Linked DNA regions of Homo sapiens: region 2 is linked to region 1. A link is an interaction called in ENCODE POLR2A ChIA-PET data of the cell type or tissue named here. Cell type or tissue: Panc1. All regions are shown on one strand. Each heading gives the region's core, and the rest is flanking DNA. Links, peaks and the distances in the headings are about the cores only.

What was found. Peaks named below come from ENCODE experiments on the same cell type or tissue, not always from the same donor. Only the 100,000 strongest peaks of a DNase experiment are listed, where the experiment ranks them.
Region 2: POLR2A ChIA-PET joins it to region 1 with 11 read pairs; 2 of 35 experiments call an interaction of 5 or more read pairs at or near these places.

What each region holds. Positions count from the first base shown.
Region 1 is chr1:24,043,428-24,048,796 of GRCh38, forward strand. All of the region lies in intron 1 of LOC107984931 (a long non-coding RNA gene), which reads left to right. Among named protein-coding and RNA genes, the nearest start is that of MYOM3-AS1, 21 kb to the right of the region's middle. In Panc1, for the core only: no CTCF peak of the experiment used is centred there; DNase peaks (open chromatin) are centred at 3,081 and 3,854; H3K27ac peaks cover 1,419 bases.
Region 2 is chr1:24,094,688-24,100,056 of GRCh38, forward strand. MYOM3 (myomesin 3) reads right to left here. Exons shown (of 37, transcript NM_152372.4): 6 at 4,993-5,088; 7 at 3,236-3,324; 8 at 755-799; 9 at 166-303. LOC124903878 (a long non-coding RNA gene) reads left to right here and starts at 1,359. Exons shown (of 3, transcript XR_007065543.1): 1 at 1,359-1,530; 2 at 2,737-2,903; 3 at 3,154-3,287. It overlaps LOC105376864 (a long non-coding RNA gene), which reads left to right and starts at 4,019. Exons shown (of 4, transcript XR_007065542.1): 1 at 4,019-4,105; 2 at 4,657-4,753. In Panc1, for the core only: no CTCF peak of the experiment used is centred there; no DNase peak of the experiment used is centred there.

The DNA of each region.
Region 1 (5,369 bases), core at 233-5,232:
TGTTAACCAATGTTCATGCTATGCTGGGCTCTTTCAACTGCCTGAGAGCCCCTTTCTGGCTGTTTTCTCTCCCTGCAGTATCTTTCCCTTGGGGCATTCTCTGCATGGCTGGCCCTCTCTCAGGTTTCAAGTCTCAGTTCCAATGTCACCTTCTTAAGGGATTTGCCTTGGTAATGCAATCTAAAGCAGCTCTACCCTCCCTCAGTCTCTATTGCCTTACCTCATCACCATCATTTTATTTGCTTTAGAGCACTATCTGAAATTATTGTGCTTTCTTGTTTATTTTTTTTTGAGACAGGGTCTTGCTCTGTCATTGAGGCTGCAGTGCAGTGGCACAATCATGGCTCACAGCCAGCAAGGAAGAGAGTACTAGGAGTTGAGCTTAAGAGGTCTCAGGAGCCCATTTGTGTAGGGCCTTGTGGGCCATGATAAACACTTTGTATTTTATTCAAAATGTGATGGCAAGCCACTGGAAAGTTCCAAACAGTGATGTCATGCTATGTGGAGACTGGGTTATGGAGAGGTCAAGAAGGGAAGCCTCGACTCCCAGAGCTCAAGTGATCCTCCTAGCTCAGCCTCCTGAGTAGCTGGGACTACAGGTGTGTGCCACCGTGCCCAGCTAATTTTTAATTTTTTGTAGAGACAAAATCTTGCCATGCTGCTTAGGCTGGTCTTGAACTCCTGGGCTCAAGTGATCAGCCCACCTTGGCCTCTCAAAGAGTTGGGATTACAGGTGTGAGCCACGGTGCCCAGCCTGATTTTTTAATAGTGGTAAAATATACACAACATAAAATTTACCATTTTAACAAAAGAATTTTTTTTTTGAGGTGGAGTTTTGCTCTTGTTGCCCAGGCTGGAGTGCAATGGCACGATCTCAGCTCACTGCAACCTCTGCCTCCCAGGTTCAAGCGATTCTCCTGCCTCAGCCTCCCAAGTAGCTGGGATTACAGGTATGTGCCACTGTGCCTGGCTAATTTTGTATTTTTAGTAGAGATAGGGTTTCTCTATGTTGGCCAGGCTGGTCTCTAACTCCTGACCTCAGGTGATCCACCCACCTCGGCCCCCCAAAGTGCTGGGATTACAGGTGTGAGCCACCACGCCCGGCCCATTTTAACTATTTTTAAGTGTACAGTTCAGTGGCATTAAGTACATTCATAATGTTGTGTCATCATCACCACTATTTCCAGAACTTTTTTTTATCATCCCAAACAGAAACTCTATGCCCGTTAGACAGTAACTTCCTATTCCTTCCTCCCCTCAGCCTCTGGTAACCTCTATTCTACTTTTTGTCAATGAATTTTCCTGTTCTAGGTACCTCATATAGGTGCAATGATACAATCTTTGCCCTTTTGTGTCTGGCTTTCAGGGTTCATCCATGTTGGAGGATGTGTCAACATTTCACTCCTTTTAAAGGTTTTCAAGATTCATCCATGTTGTAGCATGTGTCAGCAGCTCATCCCTTTTAAAGGCTGAGTAATATTCCTTTTTTTTTTTTTTTTTTTTAGACGAAGTTTTGCTCTTGTTGCCCAGGCTGGAGTGCAGTGGCGCGATATCTTGGCTCACTGCAACCTCTGCCTCCAGGGTTCAAGCGATTCTCCTACCTCAGCCTCCTGAGTAACTGGGATTACAGGCATCCGCCACCAAGCCTGGTGGCTTGGTTTTTTTTTTTTTTTTGAGACGGAGTTTGGCTCTCGTTGCCCAGTCTGGAGTGCAATGACGCTATCTCAGCTCACTGCAACCTCCGTCTCCCAGGTTCAAGCGATTCTCCTGCCTCAGCCTCCTGAGTAGCTGGGATTATAGGCACGGGCCACCACGCCTGGCTAATTTTGTATTTTTAGTAGAGACAGGTTTTTTCCATGCCTGTAATTGCCACCACGCCCAGCTAATTTTTTTTTTTGTCTTTTTAGTAGAGACGGGGTTTCTCCATGTTAGTCAGGCTGGTCTCGAACTTCTAACCTCAGGTGATCCACCCGCCTCAGCCTCCCAAAGTGCTGAGATTACAGGCATGAGCCACTGTGCCTGGCCTTAATTTTTTGTATTTTTAGTAGAGACAAGGTTTCACCATGTTGGCCAGGCTGGTCTTGAACTCCTGACCTCAGGTGATCCACCCGCCTTGGCCTCCCAAAGTGCTGGGATTACAGGCATGAACCACAGCGCCCAGCAGCTGTCTCTGGTAATTGAACAGTTTAACTTGATTCTGTCCCACAGAAATATAACAAGAGCCATATATAGAATTTAATTTTTTTTTTTTTTTTTGAGACAGGGTGTCCCTCTGTCACCCAGGCTGGAGTGCAGGGGCATGATCACAGCTCACTGAGGCCTCGAACTTCTGGGCTCAAATGATCCTCCTGTCTTAGCCTCCTGATTACTAGAACTACAGGCACGTGCCACTGTGCCCAGCTATTTTTATTTTTGTAGAGACAGGGATCTCACTGTGTTGCCAGGGCTGATCTCAAACTCCTAGGCTTAAGCAATCCTCCCTCCTTGGCCTTCCAAAGTACTGAGATTACAGGCGTGAGCCACTGTGCCCAGCTGAATTTTCTAGTAGCCATATTAAAACAATAAAAAGAGGCCCTGCAAATCACTGGCAAGCTACTTAACCTTCTTGATCTTCCACTCCCTCTTGGGTAAGATATCCACCAAAGGGCAATTGTAAAGGTCAGATGAGGTAGCATATAGGAAAGATACACATGAAAATGATTTGCTAGTGCAACATCTGATAGTCAAAGTGTTATTTTTATTTTTCTGGAAATAAACAAATGATTTGAAAAAGTATCATGTGGTGAGCACCAGATGGATAATGAGACAAGTTTATTAAACATCTTAAACTGTGCAGTCAGTGACAAAAGCAAGTGGGAAGCAACTAAAGATGTTAGAGCTGGGAAAGCCGCCTCATCTGGTCAAAGTCAGGAGGAGCAAATCCCTCTGAGCCACCAGCCCGTTTGCCCACTTGGCTCGACCCCAGCTGACAGCCCGTGCAGGAGTTATTGCTGCTTGGGAGACTTGAGATTTTGGCCAGTAGCATTCTTTTGTAATCTTCTATGTGACTGTATCCGCCCACATTTCTGACTCAGAATGAACAGGGAAAGGCGCTGCTGGCAGCTGAATTACCTCAAAACCCAGCTCCAGCCAACCCTTTGAATAGTGATGAGAGCAATGTGCTCCTCCACACATCACCTAAATAGGGAGGCCCATTTGTTATCACCACTTGGCAGATGAAAGTATTGTTTCACAGCGGTTAAGTGATTAGGCCTGGATAAGCAAGCAGAATTTCGAACCCAAGTAGCCTGACCGTGGGCCTTGTGCTGTTAGCCCTGAGGCTGCTTTAGGGACCAGAGATTACGTTATTAGGCAAATATTAAATAAACTCAGTGCATTTAGTTGCCTTCCCACCCTCAGAAAGCAACCTGGACTCAACCACTTTATTACTGATTTATTTATATCACTCTATTTTGCAGATGAAAAGCATCATTGAGTATCTCTCCCTCTCTCTTTTTTTTTGAGACAGGATTTTGCTCTGTCGCCCAGGCTGGAGTGCAGTGGTGCAATCATGGCTCACTGCAGCCTCGACCCCCTGAGCTCAAGCAATCCTCCTTCCTCAGCCTCTCAAGTAGCTTCAGTGATTCTATTTTTAGTACTTTTAGTGGTCACCCCACACCTCTAAAGGAAGGTTTGGGCCAAGCATGGTGGCTCATGCCTGTAATCCCATCCTTTGAAAATAAACTCACCCTCATAGCTCAGTAATTTGTTGCTGCTGAGATGATTGAAAAGAATGGACCTTGAGTTCGAACTGTTCAGTTGTGGTTGTCACTTAAGGTCCAGCTTGCTGGGCTTCTCTGGAGTGCTGAGGCAAGGGGTGCCCCGCCCTATCCAAAATCTGTGTTATGAGTCAGAAGGCAGAGACGCCAAAAGTCCATGGGGCAATTCCCAGGAGGAGGGCCTGCTCTGAGTGACATGTCCTCTTGGTTCTGTGGACTCCTCACCTGGAGGGGGCATCTGAAGACAGAATCCAGGACAGTAAGTCCCAATGAGGAGTTCCATTCATGGTGTGGCAAGTAAGCTCCAACTGGACTGATCTCCGGGCAGATTTCAACTGTTAACTCCGGGGGAAAAAAAAAAGCACTGGAGATTAAAAAAAAAAGCAGGCAGATTCTGAAGAGGAGTCGACACTTGGAAGAAGGAAATGGCACAGGATGAATTTCTCCTGTTTTTAATTTAAATTTTTTTCTTTTCTATTTTAAAAATATTTATTTATTTACTTAAAAAAATTAAGGTGCGGTCTCACTATGTTGGCTGGGCTGGTCTCAAACTCCTGGGCTCAAGTGATCTGCCTGCTCAGCCTCCCAAGGTGCTGGGATTACAGGTGTGAGCCACTGTGCTTGGCCTGTCTTTTGACTTTTAAAACCTATCCTGAACATTTTTCCATGCTGCTGCTTTTTTTCTTCCCCCTCTCTGTCGCCTAGGGTGGAGTGTAATGACATAATCTCGGCTCACTGCAAACTCCACCTCCTGGGTTCAAGCAATTCTCCTGCCTCAGCCTTCTGAGTAGCTGGGATTACAGGCACGCACCAACAGGACCGGCTAATTTTTGTATTTTTAATAGAGATGGGGTTTCACCATGTTGGCCAGGCTGGTCTCAAACTCCTGGCCTCAAGTGATCCACCCACCTCAGCCTCCCAAAGTGCTGGGATTACAGGTGTGAGCCACAGAGCATGGCCATGTTTTCCCCCCATGCTTCTAAATATTATATATATATATATATATATATATATATATATATATATATATATATATATATATATATAGACAGGACCTCACTCTGTTGCCCAGGCTGGAGTGCAGTAGTGCAATCTCAGCTCACTGCAGCTATGACCTCCCCAGACTCAGGCTATCCTCCCATCTCAGCCTCCTGAGTAGCTGGGACTATAGACATGCACCACCACACCCGGCTAATTTAATTTTTTTTTTTTTGTAGAGACAGGGTCTCACTATGTTGCCCAGGCTGGTCTTGAACTCCTGGGCTCATCTTCCAGAGTTGCTGGGATTACAAGTGTGAGCCACTTTGCCCATCCATGCAATATCATTGTTGGTGACTGTGTATCAGTCACAATATGACTAGATCGTAATTGATTATTAAGTGTGTTAGCCTTATATTTTACACATGAATCACAAGCATTTTTCTCAGTTGGTTTCCGCTTTATAACTTTATGGTGAGCCTGTCCTTTCATTAGTTGGCTGTGGTCCAGTAAAAACCAACCACCATCTCTCTGGGTAAACATCTGATAAATGGTGTTTCTCATGTGGGCAGGGTCCATGTCTTTTTTGTTTATCACTGTATTGCCAGTGCCTAGCATAGCACCTGGAGTGAA
Region 2 (5,369 bases), core at 297-5,296, 51 kb after region 1:
GACCACACCTGGCTGCACTCCCGCTCTCCTCTGCCTCTTCAGCACTTTAGCACAGTTGGTACTGGTTGGGGAGAGTCTCTGTCCGCTAGGGGTCCTCTCTGGCTCTGAGTTGAGCTTTGGAGGGGCCAGCTCTGGAGGCTGGGGGCCAGGACTGGGGGTCCTTACCATCTCGGAACCACTGGATGCTCTCAGCATCTAACACATCTTCCGAAAACAAGCATGACAGGGAGAAGGGTTCCTTCTCACGAGCAAAGACTGGCTTCAGCACCGAGGTGAATTCCACGCTGGGGCCAAACGTCGATCCTGGCGTGGGAATGAAATTTGGGGCAGAAGTTTTTGAGGCAGCCAGCCTGGCCTGGGACTTAGGAGTGAGGAAATTTCTGGGGCATCCCTTCTCTTCTGGGTCTTGACTAGGAGAAGGGGACCTGGCCTTGGGGTAGGAGGGGAAGAGACTTATCTAGGTAGTGGTCAGAGCAGCCAAAGAGCAAACATCCCAAGGCCAAGTCCGTTGGTTTTTCTGGCTTTGCCTTTCAAACCCAGTTTAGGTCAGAGAACAGCTCAGCAGCTGGGGACAGCTCTGGGGTACCCTGCGGCCTTTAGAAGTCAGGTGCAGGTATTACCAGCTCATAGACAAACCCCGGTGGACGTCCTTTTATGGGCAGGGGATGGCTATATTCTAAACAGGGACTGTGGGGGTCGGGGAGCAAAGCCTGAACAAAGAATCCCAGGTCCCGTTCTCCCCCAGCCGACTTACTTTTGAAGATCTCTGAATCGAAGCCAGCATCCTTCCCCAGGTAAGCTGAAAAACCAAAGGCAAACAGAGTTGGAGAAGGTTCAGAGCCCACATTCCTATGCTATTTTGGGGACATGGGCTTTGGATATGAGTTTGAGTCCTGGTCTGTTGGTGGCTTCCCCTTGTGGCTTTGGGAAAGTTCTTTTACCTCTCTGTGCCTCAGTTTCTTCAGCAGTAAAATGGGACAGTAATTCCTACCTGGAGCAAGGAACGAGCGGGTTCACATGAATCAAGCCACCAGCCATAGCCTGACACATGGCAGGTTCTCAATACATGCTGGTTTCCTTTCCCTACCCAAACTTGCCCCCAGGATTATGCACTGTCTTCACAGCGGTCAAGCCCGCTCAGAGGCGCGGGGATTTCTGGTGGGATCAGGGAGAGTGGTGGGGGAGGGGCAGCACTGAGAGGCATCCAGGGGCTGAAGGGTGAAATCCAAGGTAATGTTGCCACAGACCACCAGAGAATAGTAACAGCAGCTCTCACTCACACAGTGCTCGCCCCATGCTCTGAGGATTGAACGAGCCAATTAAACACATAAACACATTGACTCATTCTATCTTCACAACAGCCCTGTCAGTTGGTACTATTATTATCCTCTCAAACAGAAGAGAAAACTGAGGCACAGCCGTCCAGACAACACCCCAGCAGCCTGAAGCTATGACATGACACTGGTCCCTGGAAAGGCCCTTCCTGAGCAAGGTCCAGAGAAGGGCAGGAGGCTGCCCGAGATCACACAGGTCAGTGGAAGAGTCAGGATTGGAACTCAGGGCTCCTGTCCCCCAGGCCACTAAAATCACCCAAGTGGCTACGGAGATGAAAGCAGAGAAGAGGGTGGTAGTGGCGGTGAGTGGAGTAGGAGAAGCAGAGGGTTGGCTGGAGTCTGGGGCCAAGAGCAAGCCTGGTGGACCCTGGAGTTGCCAGCCTTGATGGAGAGAGGGACAGGGATCTGGAAGGAGTGGTGGGAAGGACGGGTGGGCAGAGGGAGGCAGGGCCCCAGTCCCTGACCTTGGGCTTGACTCTGGGCATGGACTGTGGGGACAGCTCAAATTTCTGCACAAGAGCTTGGCCTGGCAGCAGGATCTGCCTCCTAAGAGCTATTTAGGGAACAGGACAGTGGGTGGAGAGGGCTGTGCAGGACAGTTTAACAAGGTCTGATGAGAGGCAGGGAGGGTGGCCTGGGATCCACCTGTCTACTGCCCAAGACAGCTGCCTCAGGAGTGTGTGTATGAGTGCGCGTGTGTGTATGAGTGCACGTGTGTGTGTGTGTGTATGTGTGCACACGTGGGCTTCTCTCTCCCGGGGGTCCTGGAACTCAGGGCACGGCATTCTTCTGGGCCCAAAGGTGTGACCCCCTTGGGCAGTGCCCTGCCCTGGTCATGGGAATGGGTACCACATGCCAAGGCTTATACGTATCATCTCATTTAATCAACTCGGGCATCTGAGAGAGGTGGTAGGATTGTAGGATTCTCCCTTTCACAGATGAGGAAATAGAGGCTCAGGGAAGTGAGGTGGCTTCCCAGATTTACACAGCCAGTTGGCAGCAGAGCCAGGATGTGAACTCAGGTCTGGCTGACTCCTGAGTGTCTACCTGCTTTATGCTGTGATTTCAGATGCCCATGGGGTGACCTCCAGGAGGGGCCCAAGCCCAGCTGGAAAATGTGCAAAAGGACCCACATGGGGCAGTGGGGGTCAGGTGGGGAGTTGCTGGGGTTTGGCTTTTGTCCCTGAGGACCCCTCAGCAGGGTTGGTGGGGCCAGACCACCCTCCCAGAGGCCCTGAGATGGATCCCAACCTAAGCGCAATCCGGTGGGCCAAGCATGCTCTTTGGCATGGCGGGCAGGTGGGTTCGCCTTGAATAACTGTGTAGGTTGTGCTCTGTGCAAAGTTATCCCCTGAGAGAGCAACTTGGGGGCTAAAATTCAGTCTGTTTTCCATTTGCCAAGCCATGTGCCCTGGAGTGGGAGCTGCACCTGCCTGCAGAAAAGGGGCCCCTTTCGCTAATTCATCCATTCAGTTCACACAAAGGTGCCCACCATGCCAGTGATGACTCTACAGAGAGAGCTGAGTTCAAGTCCCAGCCCTGCCACCGGCTGGCTCAGGATGGAATCAGGTACTATCAAGGGTGTCTGGCACACAGTGAAGACTCAGGAGAGGTCAGTTCCCTTCCCATCTCCCAGCTGCTCTTGACACCAACCCACAGGGACAGGTGATCCTGCCTCACTCACCTTCCACCATCAGCCCAGGCTGATGGAGGAGACTATCGCTTGCTGTGAAGGCCCCCAGGGAAGCGGGAGTCTCCAGGGCTGCCCTGGTCACCCAATGCCAGGCTGAACAGCCTTGTGCCTATGGCCCTTCCTCAGGTCTCACGCAGACCCATGTCCTTGTCTGCCCAGCTTGGGTTTGCTGTGGCCCGGAGTGCCTGTTGGGGTTGGGAGGACTTACTGCGGACGAGGACTTTGGCGAAGGAGGAGGCCTGGCCGTGGGCGTTCTTCACTCGCACAGTGTAAGTTGCTGAGTCCTCAATGGCGCATCTGAAAAGGAGAGAGGGAGAAGTTCCTCCCAAGACTGCTGGGCTCCATGGGAAACACAAGTCCCCTGTGTGGGTGGGAAAGGCTGGAACTAAGGAAAGCCTCACGGTGCCAGGAAGAGACTTTGGTCATTATCTCTGAAAAGCTGTGTGTTTTCTGGTTGGCCACTGCACCTTTCCATGCTTCGGTGTCCTCTGAAAAACTGGGGACACGACACCACCTAAACCGTCTCAGGAGAAAGTGCTTTAAAAATATGACATGCCACATTGCAGTTATTGCTGACTGTGGAGGATCAGAGAGGTTAAGTGACTTTCCCAGAGTCACAGAGCAAATGGAACTCAACTCAGCTTCAAACAAGGATCCTGGAGCGGGAGCCTCCTCCTTTCTCAGAGAGCAGCAGACAAACTTGGTCAAGGCAGGCTGCAATCTGGATAGAACTGAGCCAGACACCCAGGTGTTCCCAGTCTTAGGTGTGGGTCTCACCACCAACCAGGCCAACCCTGTCATGTTCCCAGTGGAAGCCTGGGCCAGCTCCATCCCAGGGGCACCCTGGTGACAGAGAGGAGGTGGTCGGATGTGGCACCTCTGGCCCCATTAGCAAGCAGAGGCCCCTTGGTGCCTCCTTTTTGCCCCTGGTCACTCAGCACAGGAACCCCTCTTGCTTCCAGGGCCAGTCCTGCCTGCCCCGGAGGTCCCCCTGGGCCTGCGCACCTTCCTTGACTGTGGAGTCCATGGGGCACCTCCCTTATATGGTCAGATATTTATGTCTCCCCACTTCTGAAGGGTAAGATGAGTGTTCTGCTTATCTTTGTGTCTCTGAGGCCTGGGTTGGTTGAGGTGGAGGGTTTGGTGTTTGGGAAACAACCCAGATAGAGAGAAATGGCTCACACCAGGCCCTGTCGCATAGTAGCTGTACAAGAGCCTTAACTTTCTGAGCCTGTTTCATCACCTGCGACATGGGGTGCTTCCCTCAAGCATGGTGGCAGGGATTATGGATCGTATGTGAAAAGCACCCAGCACAGGGCCTGGCACCTGGGAGGAACTCAGCGTGTGGCAGCTGATATGAATGATGAGTGACACAGGCCTTGGGGAGGACTGCACTCTTATATTCCCGTGTGGCCTCCCAGCATGCATCCTGCCTCTTCCCTCAAAACCATGCTTAGGACGCACCATCTCCTGAAAGGCTGAACTCTCTCCCATGTCACTGCTTCCCCTCACATGTGTATGTTTGGGTACATAAGCACATGTGTGAGCACTGTGTATGTGCATGTATGCATATGTGTGTGCACAGGTGCATATGTGTGCATATTATGGTATTTTTCTCTCCCCCACAAGGAGCCTTCCCAGCATGCCTAGTTCAGCATCCAGTCCTCACGGCCAGCCTCTGAGTCCAAATTTCTCACCGTGTATCTCAAGGCATCGGAATCACATGGTGGGTGTGTGTGTTAAATATTAATTCCTGGGCTCCATTCCAGACCTGCTTAATCTGAATCTCTGGGGGTGGGGGGAGGGTCTGTCCTGTCCCAGGAATCGGTATTTTGACCAGCACCCTAGAGACTTCTGAAGGAGGTGAACTTGGGCCTCAGCTCCGAGGAAGGGTTTGGGATCCTGCTCTGGCCTCGGCGGTGGCAGGGTCTGGGGTCATAGGTCTCTCCAGGTCTCCAGTCTCACCTCCTAATCTCCAGGGACAGCAGCCCGTAGTTGTTGGTGATTCGGTATTTTCCGGCACGAAAGAGGCGGGGATCAATCCGTGTGTCATTTTTGTACCTGTGGGGACATAGCGGTCTGTGGCAGGCAGGGTGGTTCTAAGCGGGAGGGGTCTGGAGCCTCTCGGATGGGGATTCCAGCTGCAGGTTTTTGTTTTGTTTTGTTTTTTTGAGACGGAGTTTTGCTTTGTCACCCAGGCTGGAGCGCAGTAGTACAATCTCAGCTCACTGCAACCTCCGCCTCTTGGGTTCAAGCAGTTCTCCCTGCCTCAGCCTCCTGAGTAGCTGGGATTACAGACGCCTTCCACCACGCCCGGCTAATTTTTGTATTTCTAGTAGAGA